2 separate regions of the Homo sapiens genome follow, and region 2 is linked to region 1. Evidence: chromatin loops called from intact Hi-C (ENCODE). Cell type or tissue: heart left ventricle. All regions are shown on one strand. Links, peaks and the distances in the headings refer to the core of each region. The heading gives the core; the rest is flanking DNA. Region 1 overlaps PIP5K1B (phosphatidylinositol-4-phosphate 5-kinase type 1 beta). Region 2 overlaps PIP5K1B (phosphatidylinositol-4-phosphate 5-kinase type 1 beta).

Evidence for each region. Hi-C counts contacts between places; a loop is a spot of excess contacts. Peaks named below come from ENCODE experiments on the same cell type or tissue, not always from the same donor. Only the 100,000 strongest peaks of a DNase experiment are listed, where the experiment ranks them.
Region 2: a loop joins it to region 1, with 2.2 times the contacts of the local background. A loop is called at or near these places in 11 of 110 quality-filtered maps.

Annotation. Positions count from the first base shown.
Region 1 is chr9:68,879,045-68,888,051 of GRCh38, forward strand. The region is part of intron 6 of PIP5K1B (phosphatidylinositol-4-phosphate 5-kinase type 1 beta); the gene reads left to right. Among named protein-coding and RNA genes, the nearest start is that of PABIR1, 100 kb to the left of the region's middle. In heart left ventricle, for the core only: no CTCF peak of the experiment used is centred there; no DNase peak of the experiment used is centred there.
Region 2 is chr9:68,927,803-68,936,809 of GRCh38, forward strand. It overlaps PIP5K1B (phosphatidylinositol-4-phosphate 5-kinase type 1 beta), which reads left to right. Exons shown (of 16, transcript NM_003558.4): 13 at 7,088-7,243. It also overlaps the pseudogene RNU6-820P. Among named protein-coding and RNA genes, the nearest start is that of PRKACG, 82 kb to the right of the region's middle. RefSeq lists an enhancer at 4,229-5,428. In heart left ventricle, for the core only: no CTCF peak of the experiment used is centred there; no DNase peak of the experiment used is centred there; H3K27ac peaks cover 747 bases.

The DNA of each region.
Region 1 (9,007 bases), core at 1,478-6,477:
TCAAATAAACAAGCTTCTAAATTATAGGAAACTAAGGAAATATAAAGATTGACAAGATATTTGATGGTGTTGAGAAATAACTTTTTTGTGGGATAATAATATCATGGTTCTATTTTAAAAGGAGAATCCTTGTCTTTTAGAAGATATACTGAAATATCTATGGATGAAATGGTTTGATATCTGGGATGTACTTCAATAGTATCTGAGGAGTTGGTCAAAGCATACAAAATGTGAATTAGACAGCCAGGCACGGTGGCTCATGCCTGTAATCCCAGCACCTCAGGAGGCCGAGGTGGGAAGATCACTTGAGGTCAGGAGTTTGAGACCAGCCTAGCCAACATGGTGAAACCCCGTCTCTACTAAAAATACAAAAATTAGATGGGCGTGGTGGCACATGCCTGTAATCCCAGCTACTCGGGAGGCTGAGGCAGGAGAATCACTTGAACCTGGAAGGCAGAGGTTGCAGTGAGCCAAGTTCGGACCTCTGTACTCCAGCCTGGGTGACAGAGCAAGACTCCATCTCAAAAAAATAAAAATAAAAATAAATAAAAAACAAAATTTGAATTAGAGAGGAGGAATAAATACAGGAGATCTATTCTACATGGTGACTATAGGTAATAATAATATATACTTGAAAATTGCTAAGAGAGTAGATTTTAAAGATAAATGCTTGAGGTGATGGATATCCCAATTACTCTTATTTGATCATTACACATTGTGTATAGGTATCAAAATATCACATGTACCTCTAAAATATGTATAACTATTATATATCATTTTTTTAAAAAAGAAAAAGTTCCCACCACAAATAAAGTGATGAATATGTGAGGTAAATAATATGTTAATTAGCTTAATTGAGCCATTCCACAATGTATACATGTATCAAAACATCATGTTGTATACCATAAAAGTATACAATTTTATTTATCAATTCAAAAATTAATCGGAAGGATTGTGTACTCTAAACGGGTGAATTGAATGCTATCTGACTTACATCTCACTATAACTGTTAAATTGAATGCCCCCCTACAAAAAGAAAAATCTGAGGGAAGTAGGGCAGCAGAGTGGTTGGAGGTCTAGAAGAAACAAGATTGGCCATGAGTTGATCATTGATTGATCATGAATGAGTTGTCCATGAGTTGACGCTGGAAGATAGATACATGAGTGTTAATTTCACAATTCTTTTCGCTTTTATGTACGTAAATATAACTTAAAAGGTAGAGAGAGGCCAACTGTGGTGGCTCACGCCTGTAATCCCAGCACTTAGGGAGGCCAAGGTGGGTGGATCACCTGAGGTCAGGAGTTCAAGACCAGCCTGGCCAACATGGCAAAATCCCGTCTCTACCAAAAATACAAAAACGTTAGCTGGGCACGGTGGCATGAGCCTGTAGTCCCAGCTACTTGGTAGGCTGAGGCAGGAGAATCACTTGTACCCCGGAGGCAAAGGTTGCAGTGAGTTAAGATTGTACCACTGCACTCCAGCCTGGGCGGCAGAGCAAGACTGCATCTGAAACACACACACACACACACACACACACACACACGCATACACACACACACACACACACACACGCATACACACACACACACACAAAATAGAGGGAAAGATAGAGCCAGGTATGTAAGTGTGCTTTTGTTTGATTCCATTTGTCCACCTCCCTCATTCACCACACACATGGTTCAGTGTCTAGACACATCTCTGGGGCTTGCAAGAAACAGAACAAAGGCAGTGGCCTTAGCTAAACATAACTACCTGGTCCCCAACAGCTGCTGCCACCCACCTGTGCCTGCACTGGGGACACCTGCAGCACAGGACTGAGGCAGCTCCCCAACAAACTTTGGAGTCTCTGGAAGCTCACCTCCAAACCGCTCTATCTGGGACTGCACCTAATGATCTGGAGTGTGATAGATGAGGAAAGGGTCGTTTGCATGACACAGCATGCTTGAGTGTCAGGTATAATAACCTTCAGCGACTTTTTAGCTCAATCCTTCATTTTACAGATGAGGAATCTGAAGCTGGGATCAGCAAAGGGAGATGCCCAAGGTTACACACATTGGTGGGGGCAGAGCCTAGACCAAACAGTGGTCTCCCCATCCTTCCCCAAGAGCTTGAAGACCCTTCACCAGCTGGCCTCATGCTTTCCATATTTGATGAGAATCACAGACCTCTTACCAAATATGTACTCAAACTAGCCTCTTCCTAGCCCATTGACCTGTGATTGTCCATTCTGAAGAATACAGCTGAAAGAAGTCAAACACCTTTAACAAAACACATTGTGGAAGAGTTTAGCTAAAGGAAAGCACAGAAATAGGAAATAAGACATTGCTTGAAAAACCCTGTGAAGAAACAAAGGATACAGTGCCAATCACAAAGTGCATCGTGGTGGCTGTCAAACTGGGGCTACTCAAACCCACACTTGTAAGATACAGTGAGTTAAGTTGGAGGTGTGGGAACAATCTCTAGCCATTGGTAACTCCATACTTAGGTGTGATATTGAATACCTGCGATATGTGTGTATTTCTACTTAGCTTTTTGCTGTTGCATCTGGATTCCTGCCTGAATTACTCTGTTTATGCCCTCCATCCCATTAAAATTCACCCTGTGCATGCTGATTACAAGTTTCATGTTGAAACATGCATAATTTGGATTGTGAGACAGTATGGTGAAGGGGCTTCTGTACATACAGCAGTGCAAACTTTCCTTCTTCCTTATTCCTAGACAAACACCTCCCAAGGCAAAGCCAAAGGGCCCCAGAGCATTCCCATCTCTGCTTGGGCAACCAGCTATGGGTTCTTTCCTTCTCCATCATGTGCCTGGATATTCAAAAATCCAGTAGAACTTATATGAGTCTTTTCAGGCTCACCTGCGCCAATAAGAAAGAGAGCAGAGTGAATATTTCATACTATCGGGGGAAGAAATGGCACATAAAATTATCTCCACCACATGGGGCAAGTTTACATTGTTAATTTACACTGGCAGGGCCCAGCTGGGTTGTGCTCTGCTTTTTCTTTTTCTCCAGTGAATATAGCAGGGAGACCCTGCAGGAAATAGAAGCAAGAGCATGAATACATTAGAACAGCTTGCACAGATGACAAGTGCCTGGAAGGTGCATAAAACCCAGGAGCACACATGGGGGCTTTTGATCATGACTAATTAAAATGTTCCCATCTCTCCTCTTCATTTGCTCTTAAGAGGCAATGTTGCAAAGAAGGTGGCTTAGAAGAGAATGTGGTAACCAAGTTGTAGAGTGAGAAACCATAGAATTCTACAGCATAATGGTGATACTCCTGTTCAGTATCATAATCACAGTTTATTGCACATTGATGCTAGTCTATGAATAGCCCCCAAAGGGTTATTAAAGTGGATCAAAACAATTTATTATTTCATTCGTGTTATGTATAAATGACATAATAAAAGAATATTTGACAATGTAGTAACCAATGAAATAGTCTTCATATTATGTCACTGCATTTTTTTTTAATGTCACTGCTTATAGAAGAATTGGAGACTTTAATTGGGAGCAGATGTTCAGGTCTGAATCCAGTTTTTTCTAGACACCTCTTTCCGGATCACCCCCTAATTTCTCAATTTGCAACCTCTAATTTCTGCATCCTTTGTTGTTTTCATATTTTCACAACATAAACTCCTACCCATAAGGAAGTTCTGTGTCAGGAATTCAAATGCCATGGAACAAAGAATCCAAATTCCTAAAGAGAGTCTAGGGTCTGCCTTTACTTTTTATGAGAGCTTGGAGTCCACACCTTTATATTCCAGGGTCCCAAATTCGTGAGTAAATGAGAAACCCAACATTTTCTTGCTTCACTCAGAATGTTTTAGTGTCTCTTTGGATCACCCTGAAGTCATGGGCAGTAGGCTGAGAACCTCAGTGTATCCTAGGGTGGTATCAGCTCTTCCTTACCTGCCTGTGGAATGAGTATATTGTAGGCCGTGTGCTTCTCTCACCTGTGTGTGATCATGTCATAAAATTAACAACAGCAATACATGGTCACTCTTTGCCAGGGTTTTCAAAAGCATTCACTTTAAAAACTTCCAGTGACTTTCCAGTAGATATTATTACCTTTATTTTAGAAATGAAACTTCTAAAACTCCAAGATGCTAAATTCCTTACTCAGAATCACATAACTAGCAACTGATACAAATCTCACGCCCTTTTCACAAATCGCTCTTCCACAAGGACACTTTGTCTGCACACATGGCTGGGCAAGTGCTCTCTGATTCCTCTCGGTTTTTATGGTGTCCTGTCTGCAGTCTGATAGCTATTTTTGTTTTCCTAACTTATCCTCAACTCATCTGTAGGCTTAGGCTCTAATGCTGTTTAGCAAGAGATTGTCAAGAAGCAAGGCTAACAGAAAGAAGGGGAAGTGGACGATCAAAGTTGCCAATGACTTAGGAAGCCAGCAGACACTTGCTTCTTTCTTTTCTGGGATAATTTTGTTTCCTTTATCCTCAGTATTTTCAAAGCAAAATAATGTAAAAGATGTATCTAGAAGCTACCTTTTAATCATGTTTCTGCTAGTTTCTCTCTCCCTCCTCTCCCTTTTTCTTTCAGTCTCCCTCCTTTCAGGTTTTTCTATGATAGGGACTTAAATATTCACAAGCTCAGAACAAAAATTGTGGGATTTTTAGCCTTGATGTTTTTTCAGATGCCTACATCCTCAAGATATGGCTGTTTATATTACAGAGCTGTAGTATCAAAACAGCATGGTACTAGTATAAAAACAGACACATTGACCAAATAGGATAGAGAGCCCAGAAATAAACACACACACACACACACACACACACCCTATAGTCAATAGACTTTTGACAGAAGTGGCAACCACACACAATGGGGAAAGGATAGTCTCTTTAAGAAATGATGTTGGGAAAACTGGCCATCCATATTCAGAAGAATGAAATTGGACCCTTACCTCACATCATAAACAAGAATCATCTCAAAATGGATTAAAGTCTTAAATGGAAGGCCAGAAACTGTAAAACTACTAGAAGAACACATAGGGGAAAATTGCGCAGTATTGATTTAGGCAGTGATTTCCTGAATGCAACCCCAAAAGCACAGGCAAAAAAGTAAAAATAGATCAAAAGGGTTGCATCAAACTAAAAAGCTTCTGCACTACAAAGGAAACAACAGAGTGAAGAGACAATCTACAGATTGGGTAAAAATATTTGCAAATAACGCATCAGGTAAAGGGTTGATATCCAAAATAAATAAGGAACTCAAACTACTCAATAACAAGAAAACTAATAACCCTATTTAAAAATGAGCAAAGGACCTAACTATACATTCCTCAAAAAAAAAAAAAAAAAGATACACAGGCCAAGCATGGTGGCTCACCCCTGTAGTCCCAGCACTTTGGAAGGCTGTAGCAGGTGGATTGCTTAGCCCAGAAGTTTGAGACTAGGCTGGGCAACATGGCAAAAACCCATCTCTACAAAAACACAAAAAAATTATTCGGGCATGGTGGCACGTTCCTGTGGTCCCAGCTACTCAGGAGGCTGAGGTGAGAGGATCACCAGAGCCTGGGGAGGTCGAGGCTACAATAAGCTGTGATCAGCCCACTGCACTTTAGCCTGGGTGGCAGAGCAGGACCTTGTCTTTAAAAAAAAAAAAAAAAAAGACATACAGATGGCCAGTAGATACATTAAAAAATGGTCAACATTCTTAATCATGAGAGAAAACCACAATGAAATATCACCTCATACCTGTTAGAATGGCTGTTATCAAAAAAGATAAAAGATAACAAGTGTTTGGTGAGGATGTGGAGCAAAGGGAACTCTTGTATACTGTTGGTGGGAATGTAAATTCATACAACCATTTTGGAAAACAGTAGGGAGGTTCCTCAAATAGCTAAAAATAGAGCTACCATATGATCCAACAACCCCACCACTGGGTATCTATCCAAAGCAACGGAAATCAGTATGGCGAAGAGATGTCTGCACTCCCATGTCCACTGCAGCATTATTCAAAATGGGAAAGATGGAAGCAACATAAATGCCCATCAAAGGACAAATGGATTTTTTTAATGTGATGTATATACACAATGGAATACTGTTCAGCCTTTAAAAACAACAAAATTCTGTCATTTAGAACAGCATGGATGATCATAGAGAACAATGTGCTAACTGAAAGGAGCCAGGCACAGAAAGATAAATATCACATGATCTCACTTACTTGTGGAATCTAGAAAAATCGAACTCATTGAAGTAGAGGAGAATGATGATTACTAGAGGCTGAGGTGGTAGTGGGTGGATAGAGAATAGGGAAAATGTTGGCGAATGGATATGAAGTCTGCTGGATGGAACAAATCAGCTCTGGTGATCCATTGTACAGCGAGGTGAACACAGTTAATGTATATCTTTCTAAATTAATTTAAAAAGTGGATTTTAAATATTCTCACCACAAGGAAGTGTGTATGGTGATGGATATGTTAGCCATCCTGATTTGTTAGCCATTCTACAATGTATTCATGATCAAAACATCACATACCCAATACATATATACAATTATTATATCTCATAGAAAAACAAATACTGCATGTTCTCACTTCTAAGTGGGAGCTAAGCTATGGGTATGCAAAGGCATGCAGAGTGGTATAATGGACATTGAAGACTTAGAAGAGGGAGGGTGGGCAGGGGATGGGGAATGACAAACTGCCTATTGGGTACAATGTCCACTACTCAGGTGATGGGTGCATTAAAATCCCAGGCTCCACCACTATACAATTAATCCATGTAATCAGAAACCACTTGTACCCCTAAAGCTATTGAAATAAAAAAACTAAAATTAAACAAATCATTATTTGTCGATCGAAAATTTAAAAATAGAAAAATTTGGCCAGGTGCGGTGGCTCACGCCTGTAATCCCAGCACTTTGGGAGGGCGAGGCCGGCGGATCATGAGGTCAGGAGATCGAGACCATCCTAGCTAATGCGGTGAAACCCCATCTCTACTAAAAATACAAAAAATTAGCTGGGCATGTAGTGGGCGCCTGTATCCCAGCTACTCGGGAGGCTGAGGCAGGAGAAGGGTGTGAACCCGGGAGGCGGAGCTTGCAGTGAGCCGAGATTGTACCACTGCACTCCAGCCTGGGTGTCAGAGCGAGACTCCGTCTGAAAAAAAAAAAAGAAAAATTTAAAGATGATGTGGTTCTTTAAGCCCCTGCTTCTGCTAGGCTGGGTCTGTCTCACACCTGCATGGCCTCCTTATCTTTTTCTCTGCCACCCAGTGTTTCTCTAGTCAATTATGTAGCTTATTAATTAATAAACACTGAGCTTAATAAAACCAAAAACAGACTTCTTTGCTGGTTTTAGCATTTTTTGGTGACATTTACAGCCATACAATTATTGGTGGAGTTCAGCCATCTGACGGAAATTTCTTGAGTACCAACCATGTATGTAGGCACCTACCATGTTCCAAGGCACAGGTCCTGGAACTGTATCACAGTGTAAGATAGTCACAGTTTCTGCTGCACCGAGTTTTACAGTCTCTGCAACTCGAGGAAAAGGAAACAGGCAATTGCAGGATTTTGTGGTGACTTCTGTGATGAGAACATCCAGGGCCAGGAAGCAATTGATCTTTTATCCGCGGAACCAGGAAGAGTTTTCCAGAGCAAGTGCTGCCTCAGCAGGCACTGAAAGCTGAAGCTGTGGCAACAGTCTATGAATTATGCTCCCTACATCTTCCCCTTGTCCTTCTACGGTGGTTTCCTAACCCAACAGAGTGGTCCTCTGCTCCAGACCCTCCAATGGCTTTTCGGCCCCCTTAGAGAAAACAACAAAGTCCTTCCAGTGGCCTATAGCACTGGATGTGGTCTGTCCCCTTGACCTCTCTGGCTCCATCCCTTTCAGGGCTCCTCCTTGCCCTCTCTGCTACAGCCACTGGCCTCTGCTGTGCCTTGAGCCCACCACATCTCAGGCCTTTGCATTTTCTCTTCCCTCTGCCTGAAGTGCCCGTTCCCCAGATAGCCATGTGGCTTGCTGCCTGGTCTCAACCTCTGCTCCAATGTCACCTTTGCAAGGAGGCCTTCAGTGACCACCCTATTTAGAATTTACTGCAACTCATTCCTCACTCTTTGCTGGTATTCTCTGCTGCTTTTTCCATGATCCATTTTTTTCTCCACTGCACTTACCACTTTCTGATGTGTAATGTATTTACTTGTTTACTGTCTGTTTCCTCCTACTGGGATATAAACTTTATGAGTGCCTGGGACATAGCAGATGCTCAATAGTTATTTTTTAAATACAGCAATGAGTGGTAGGCAGGTGAAAGTAGAAGGGAGGTTGTCGCAGGCACAGGAAAACACAAAAGCCTGGCTGTTGAGAGTATGCAGCACTTTTAAGAACATGAGAAGTTAGTCTCTGTGGCTAGAGCTAAAGTTGAAGGAGGAAGTCATGAGAGAGAAGGCTGGGGAGGAGGCTGGGTCATTCATGGCCTTGGAAGCTCTGTTAAGAACCATTGATTTTTAGATCTCACAAATAAGTGAGAACATGCAATGTTTGTCTTTCTGCAAAAGATGTGAAAGCCCAGAAAAACATGAAGAGATTTGCATTTTAGAAAGATGCCTAGTTTCCTGGTGAATGTACTAGAGGGGATGAGAGTGGACAATTAAGACCAGAAGCTTGCCATAACAATCCAGGCATGAAATGATGAAACCTTTGAACTAAGGGTGTTGGCAGAGGCGGGCAGGCAGCATCAACAGTCTGGTTAGGAAAGATGAGGAAATGTGAGGAATCAAGGATGATGCCCTAGTTTCTGGTTTGGGGAATAAGGCAAATAATGCTTCCATTCTCTAAGGGAAAAGGCAGAGAACAGGGGGCAGATGATCTAGGGTCACCATATGCAGTTGTGCAGGCTGTGCACTGCTCAAGCTCTCCTACCTGGCCGAGGGGAAGGAGTGGAGACTGGAATCCAGCCTTTTTTTTTTTTTTTTTTGAGCAGAGTCTCGCTCTGTCGCCCAGGCTGGAGTGCAATGGTGTGATCTTGACT
Region 2 (9,007 bases), core at 2,626-7,625, 50 kb after region 1:
GTGATCTAAGAAAGCATTGCCTAACCCAAGGTCATGAAGATTTACTTTCATGTTTTCTTTGAAGAGTTTTATAGTCTTAGCTCTTACATTTAGGTTTGTGATTCATTCTGATTTAATTTTTTTGTATATGATATGAGGTAGAGTCTATCTTCATTCTTTTGCATGTGGGATAGCCGGTTGTTTCACCACCATTTGTTGAAAAGCCTATTCTTTCCCCTTATTGAATTATCTTGGCACTCTTATTGAAAATCATGAGAGAACATAAACCAGACAAAAAAAAAAGGAAAAGAAAGTCGATTGACCACAATTATAATAAGGATTTACTTCTTGACTCTCACATCTGTTCTATTGATCAATATGCCTACCCTCATAGCAGTACCATACTATCCTCATTACTTCTGGTTTGTATTGTTAAGTTTCATAATCAAGAAGTGTGAGTCTTTCAGCTACTCTTTTTCATACTGTTTTGGCTATTCTGGGTTCCTTGTATGTCCCTATGAATTTTATAATCAGTTTGTTAATTTCTGGGGGAAAAAGGGTAGCTGGTAGTTTGATAAAGATAGTGTTGAATTTGGGGAGTGTTGCCATCTTATATCTTACATCCCATAAATGTGGGATTCTTTTTAGTTAAGCCTTATGCTTACAAAGGACTTCACCATTGAATAATCAGATAAATGTTCACCCATATTTTTCTTTTACCTTTTATAGATTGTTGTTTATGTTTTCTTTTCTTTAATCTATGTTGTATTCATTTTGGTGTATGAAGTGAGGGAGATCTAACCTTGTTTTTTCACAGGTAGTTAACTATTGTCCTAATACCACTTATTGAATAAGATATTTCACTTCAAAGCACAGTCAAGTACTTTATCACTTTTGTTTATTGCGTAGGTAGTAGTGATAATGTTTATAGTGCTGCTACAGTGGAAAATAGTCCTGCTACAGTGGGAAAGGTGATTCCTATCTACTTTTCTTGCTTTATGTTTTCTAACATTTATCATGACCTATAATGACCTATACTTTAGGTCCTATGCTATAGGTTTTACTTACTTAATGCCTGTCCCCTTTATTTAAATGTAAGCTAGCTGGGCACGGTGGCTCACGCCTATAATCCCAAGACTTTGGGAGGCCGGGGTGGGCGGATCACGAGGTCAGGAGTTCGAGACCAGCCTGACCAACGTGGTGAAACCCCTTCTCTACTAAAAATACAAAAATTAGCCAGACGTGCTGGCACATGCCTGTAATCCCAGCTACTTGGGAGGCTGAGGCAGGAGAATCACTTGAACCTGGGAGGCAGAGGTTGCAGTGAGCCAAGATTATGCCCCACTACACTCCAGCCTGGGTGACAGAGCAAGACTCTATCTAAAAAAAAAAAAAAAAAAAAAAAGTAAGGTGACTGCTGTATCCCCAGCACTTAATGAAGCCATGTGGGTTTGGAGGGTGCACATATTGTAATTTTTATTTGTTGAATGGATGAATATACCATGTATACTGGGTCCGATCTTCTCCTTAAGGTCCAGGACAGATCCCTGTAGAGATTATCTCCACTACAGGGTAATTTTAACCATTCACTCCCTCTTCTGGCTCCACACCTCATCCTTCTATCTGCTCATTCTCATATATCATAGAAACAAACCTCCTCAACGATCTGTCTCTCTTCAGTTCCTGGTGTATCTTTTTCCTCCTTCACTGTCACCCTATTGGAGATGAGAGTTGGATGTACTTGCTGTCTCACTTTTTTTATTTCTTGTCACTATTCAGTGTTCTCCAGTGGCTTTTGATCCCACCACTCTACCAAAATGTTCTTTTTGAAGTAATCAACAATCATTGCTCAAGCCATTGAACAACTTTCAGTTTTTTTTGTTTTTGTTTTTGTTTTTGTTTTTTTGAGATGGAGTCTCACTCTGTTGCCCAGGCTGGAGTACAGTGGCACTATCTCAGCTCACTGCAACCTCTGCCTCCCAGGTTCAAGTGATTCTCCTGCCTCAGCCTCCAGAGTAACTGGGACCACAGGCATGCGCCACCACACCCAGCTAATGTTTGTATTTTTAGTAGAGACAGGGTTTTGCCATGTTGGCCAGGCTGGTCTTGAACTCCTGACCTCAAGTGATCCACCCACCTTGGCCTCCCAAAGTGCTGGGATTACAGGTGTGAGCCACCGCACCCAGCCTCTTTCAGTCTTCTTAAAACTCTCCAGCATGTGAGACCACTGATAGCAGTTCTCTGTGAAATAACGCTCTTCGCTTGTCTTTCGTAACTCAGGACTTCCCTGGTTGCCTTCCAGCCTCTCTTCTCCTCCTTGGTATCCTTTGGAAGCTTTTCATCCCTGCTTACTCTTATTGTGGTTGCTCCTCAGGGTCCAGGCTCTGACTCGGTCTCTTCTTATACAGCACTCTGGGTAATTCCCTGTTCTCCCAAGGGTTCAGTTACCATCTGTGTACTTGCAACTTACTCCCCACACTTCTAGCAATTCCCCTTGCCTGTCCACTCCCCAAACTTAAGCATCCACTAGATTCCACAAGCTCAGCATGCCCAAAATTGAATTTAGCCACTTACCACCCCAGAGTCTGCCTCTCTACCTGGGTCCACGTCTTATGGAAGACCACCACAATCCACCCAATTACCCAGCCAGAATGCTGCCATCATCCCTTGACCCCTTCCTTCTGCTTACCACCCACGTGCAGTTACTCAGCAACACCTATCAGTCCTCACTCTGCAGTATCAGGATTGCAGCCCCTTCTCTCACAGTACCTCTCCTGATTCAGCCACTGTGTTTTTTGGTTTGCAGGTTTTATTATTATTTTTTTTTTTGCATAAAGTTGTGGCCCCAAACAGGTCTCTTTGCCTCCCATCATGTACCCATTCAATCCAATTTCCACACACACACACTGCAGCTAGAGGAATCAGTTTAAAATATAAATCTGCTCTTGCTGATTTCTGTTAAAACCCTTCCATGCTAATAATAATAATAATAATAATGCTAAAGGAAATAAACGTCCATGGATTCCCTGGTGCCCAAAGTCCTTAACTTTCACTTAACACATTTCCTGGCACACAGTAGACACTCAATGGTTATTTGATGAATAATGCAATGAATGAATGGAATTTTTATCTAACACCACCATTTCAAAGGGTAATTAAATTATTAGAAAAGTAGACACTTGAGTTAACTTTAAGATGTTCCATCAACCATGGTTAATTTAAAGCCCTTAATGCCTAAAGGCATACTCCCCTCCCACCAAGAAAATAGTACCTGGTCTTCAAGTTTCTTTTTTGAAGTCAGTGTTTTTTAACCTTTTTAAATCCCTTCATCCCACCCACAAGTGAGTCATGCTGCCGGTGTAATAATGTCTACAAAATCCTATAATATTTCCTGGAAATATTAGCCACCATTATGTTGAAACTTCACTGAAATTCTCCATACGAATAATTTGTCTAAAGTACTAAAGCTTAGTTTCCTGAATAGAATATAAGAGTTAAATTAATTTGTTAGAGAAAATTAACTGTTCTAAAACTTCAGAACAATAATGCATTCATGAACAAACACTCGTGCACCTATTATGTATCTAGCACTACACTAAGCACTGATGATATAGAAAGCTTTTTAAATATTGATTAGTTCCTCCCTCAATAATTTAATAGTCTCTTTTGAGCCGGAGATTGAAACATGTGACAGATCTGTAATGAAACAATTGCTAATATTTCTGCATATGCTACTATGGGTACGCGGAGAGAAATAAGAGAAAAAAAGACCAATTCTTCCAAAAGAGAGCTCACAGAGAAAAAGATATTTCAACTAAATCCTGAAAATGTAACCCAGAGTTCATTAAGAAGAGAGACAGGAAGGGCATCTCAAGGAGAAAGAACAGCATGTGCAAAGGCCTAAGGGCAGAATGAACATGGTAGGTTCCAATATGGCAGAAGGGTGAGCTGAAAAGTGAACATGGAGGCAGTCGAGTGGCAGAATGCAAGGCTAGAAATGGACACAGGATACCTACTGCCAGCCATGGTTGAGCCAAAGACAAATCTAGGCGTTTCTGCCACACAAAAGGAAGCAACCAGCCACCCAAACCAGCTCTCAATGTTACCCAGTCAAAAGAGATCCTGAGAATTAAATTTCTGCAAAATCCAAGCTCTTATCTGCTGAGTGAGATCATTCCTTTAAGGAAGAAACTCACCACTTGAGACAAAAGTGAACTCTTTGTTGTGGTGCTATGTGGTCTTGGCAGAGGTTTGTTTTCCGGTCTTCTCTGCTCCTCATTATACGTGATGCTGATAAAGAACAAAGAGTTACTTCTTTTTCCAGTCTTTTGGCCCTCACTCCATGAAATGCCATGAGTATAGGTCTCCTGAGTATCTTTTCCTCATTACACGGCTCTCACCCTGATCGCATTTCCTTGGTACTGCCGAAAACCTTTTGATCATTGCTGTTTCTTCGTTTAGAGAAATAACATTGACCTAAGAACTATGATGTAGAAAAGCAGTTCTCAAACCTTTTGGTCTCAGGGCCACATTACACCCTTAAAAATTATTGAGGACACCAAAGAGCTTTTATTTATGTGGGTGATAGCTATCTATATTTCACATATTAGAAATTAAAATTGAGAAAAATTTAAAAATATTTATTAATTCTTACCAGTTAACAAAAAAAATTGCGTGTTAACATCAGTCAATTTTTAACATAAATAATTACAAAATATAATTATATTTTCCACAAATAATTTAGTGAGAAAAGTGGAATTGTTTTACCTTTTTGTTTGAAATCCTTAACGTCTGGCTTAATAGAAGATAAGTTGGAGTCTCACATCTGCTTCTGAATTCAATATGTGGTGACATCACAGGTCATGTAACATCTAGAAAACTCTACACATATGAGAGAATGAAAGTGAAAAAGGCAAATAATGTCTTATGATGATGATGAAAATAATTTTAACATCACAGATCTTCTGAAAGGGTCTCAGAGACCCCTTAGTTTCCACCCCACATCTGAGATCCTCTGATTTAGAAGTTTTAAAATACAGCTGGGCACAGTGGCTCATGCCTGTAATCCTAGCACTTTGGGAGGCCAAGGCAGGCAGATCACCTGAGGTCAGGAGTTCGAAACCAGCCTGACCAACATGGAGAAACCCCGTCTCTACTAAAAATACAAAATTAGCCAGGCATGGTGGCGCATGCCTGTAATCCCAGCTACTCAGGAAGCTGAGGCAGGAGAATTGCTTGAACCTGGGAGGCGGAGGTTGCAGTGAGCCGAGATTGCGCCATTCTCTCCAGCCTGGGCAACAAGAGCAAAACTCCGTCTCAAAAAAAAAAAAAAGAAGAAGAAGCAGTTTTAAAATACTATATTGAAAGACAGGAGTTTATTGAAGGTCTATAAAAGTTAGCAGATAGAGATGATAGGTTGATAGGTGTAGCAAACCACCTTGGCACATGTATACCTATGTAACAAACCTGCATGTTCAGCACATGTATCCCAGAACTTAAAGAAAAATAAAATAAAATAAAATAAATAAAAGTTAGCAGATAGAATGTTAAGGCAGAGGCCAGTGTGACAATAATGGCTTCTTCCTTGTAAAACAAGTGTAACCACTGTTTGAGAGAGTGGAGAATTAAGGTAAACATAACTTATTTTTTAAACATTCAAAAATTTCTTCCCCTCAAAGAAAAACAAATTCAAGGTTTATCTTTTTCTCCCCTCAGTTTAACCAGAAAACAGAATGCTAAAGAACTAGAAAATGAACCACCTAGAAAGCAACTTAAGAAAAGAAAGACACCTGAAATTCATGCTTGCTAGTTCTGTGACCCTGAGCAAGCCACAATCTTTCTATTCTCAGTTTCTGGGCCTAAAAAAGGGCCTTCCTCTTCCTCATACATGTGGATGGTTTGAGATATGCAATGTGAATGTTGGATTCCAGACTCTAAAGCCCTCCACAAATGTTATTTATTAGGATGATGATATTATTATGATTCTAAGACTGCTCGAGGGACAAATAAACCTTCCCTTCTCTTTAAGTGGAGAGATTGTCCTCCATTCTTCTCTCATTTGTGTGTCCCAAAGTCCTTCTCCAATTAAGTTCTTGCAAGCAGCCTCTGGGAAGGCCCCAGATGAGCTGTGTAATCTAAGCTCTGAGATTCCCAAGGCTAAACACAATTACTCTAATACACTTACTATCAGGCTACCCCTTTATGCAAACTTCTAAAGGAAGAGAGACACTGCCAAAAACATATTCAGGGGAAAACATAAAGAGGCCTCAACTTCCCTCTCCCCCTCCCTCCAAGGAAATTCTCAAGCAATATTAAGCCAAGAAGAATTATTGCAGCAAATAGTGAATGTAAATAAGGATGGCCTTGCTGCCGCTTAAGCAGCTTCCATGGACGTGTCCTCCATGAAGTCCCAGGCTTCAGCAAGCATGATTGATGGTGAAGTACATTTTCATTAGTTCAGGTTCCCAACACACTTCTGAAGTTGTAGACTGCTGTTTAGACAAAGATTGGAAGTGAATTATACGTCTGACATAAAACCATGACCTAGAAAAGAGCTAAAGGGTAGGAAATGTCAGTGGAAAGTCACAGAAAGAAAAAAGCAACCAGAAGTAACTTGGCTAAATTGGGCAACATGAGTAGAAGATTAAACATTGGCATGTTTAGAAATTCCCAGTCCCAAGTTAATAAAACCAGGGTCGTGAGAATTCTCTATACTTTACCATCTGTGCTTATCAACTCACCCATCCTCCTCCCAGCACTAGAAAAACATTGTTTGGAGAGGGGGGAATGATTCTTTAGCAATAAAACATTTGAATTTTACCTCAAGTAAGACTTTATTGCAAAATCTGGAGAGAAATTTTAACTTTTAATTTGCTCTAGGAAATTCTGATTTAAGTCAAGTCATTTTGGACAAATAATATAGCCAATTCATCGTATTCATCAGATGAAACAAGTTCATCTCCCTTTCCATATATATAAAATAAGCGTCTTGTCTTCTATTCAAATAATAACTAAAATGTTAATAAATAATAAAATATTCACTTTTAAATAAAATAGTAATGTGATTTTACAGTAAATATCTGTATTTGTCCTTTTCCTTTCTGTCTAGCTTTGAAGGCTTCACCGTCTAAGAAACGGTGCAATTCAATCGCCGCCCTAAAGGCCACTTCACAGGAGATTGTGTCCTCAATTAGCCAGGAATGGAAGGATGAGAAGCGGGATTTGCTGACTGAAGGACAAAGTTTTAGCAGCCTTGATGAAGAAGGTAAAGATATGTAACTTTTTTAAAAAGACAAACGTTCTTGTGATTTATTTATACAAGTAAATTTGCAGAAGAAAAATTTAAAAATACCTGCTCTAAGAAATAAAATATATTAATTAAGTTTTTAAAGGATAGCTGCAGTGGCCGGGCGCAGTGGCTCATGCCTGTAATCCTTACACTTTGGGAGGCCTAGGTGGGTGGATCACTTGAGGTCAGGAGTTCGAAACCAGCCTGGCCAACATGGCGAAACCCTGTCTCTACTGAAAATACAAAAAATTAGTCAGGCGTGATAGCGGGCGCCTGTAATCCCAGCTACTTGGGAAGCTGAGGCATGAGAATCACTTGAACCCAGGAGGCGGAGGCTGCAATGAGCTGAGATTGCACCATTGCATTCCAGCCTGGGCAACAGAGCAAGACTCTGTCCCAAATAAATAAATAAATAAATAGGATAGCTACAGTAAGATGCAGTTCATGCACATTTTAACTACCACATAAAAAATACAATTTATGGTTTACGATAAAAATTAGACAATACTAATTCAAAAAGAAAAATGTCTGCTTCCACTACCTGATGGTAACAAATACTAACATTTTGTTGCTTTTACTTCTAGACCTTATTCTGTACATGTACACATACACATATGCACGAGTACACATACACACACATACACTCAATGTAACAATAAGTTGTCTCTTCATTTAGGTCTTCTTTAATGATTTATTTTTTGGTACCCACTGGTAATACTCAGGAGGTACTACACGTTCTTTACTTTGAAAGCTTCATAACCATGAGCAGGTACCAAGAGAAGGAAAGAAAAGAGGCAGAAAGGAAAAATATGGAACGTTTCACAAATTTGCATGTCATCCTTGCACAGGGGCCATGCTAATCTTCTCTGTATCGTTCCAATTTTAGTATATGTGCTGCCAAAGTGAGCGCTTTAATGAATTTCAATAAAGTTTTATAATATTTTTCTTGTGTGGCTTGTACATATACCTTTTGTTAGATTTATTTCTTGGATAAATGCAGAGATATTGATATAGATTTTTTTCTGGATTTTTAAAAACAGTATCTTTTTTAAGAATTGAGTTTTCTGGCCATTTGTTGCTATTGCATAGACTTCACACCCTTTTTGTCTTTTTTTCTTTCTTAACTTGCTGGTTAGGACTTCTTGTACAATGATAAATAGAAGTGGTGATTGTAGACAGCCTTGCTTTGTCCTGATTTTAAAGGGAGTACTTCTAATGTTTCACTGTTGAAAAAGAAGTTTGCTGTATTTGATACCCATAATCAAGTCAAGGAAGTTCCTTTTTTTATTCCTACTTTGCTAAAAGTTTTTTTTTTAATTAATCAGGAAGGAGTACTGAATTTTATCAAATACTTTATCTGCCAAGTTAATCATTTGTTTTTTCCCTTCTAATCAAATATGGGAGAATGACATTTTAGATTTTTCTATTAGTATATTCTTTGGAGAATCTCAGCATTTCCTGAAAATGTCTTCTACTTTCTACAGAAGTTAAGACCTCTTCTAGGGGTTTTCTTTTCCTCAGAGTCTTTAAGATGTGGTGTTATTTCTATTCCTTCTTCAGCAGCACTTATCCATATGTGCTGTTTGGTTTCTTTCTTTCTCATCTTCCCATAAACCAACTTTTACCTGGAGTTAATGATTTCAGCAAGAGAGTTACAGAGGTGCCCTTGATCCTCTCCGAATTGGTGTCTCCAATTCCTAGCAGACATTCATCCCTTTCTCCTAAGCTCCCCTGCACTGG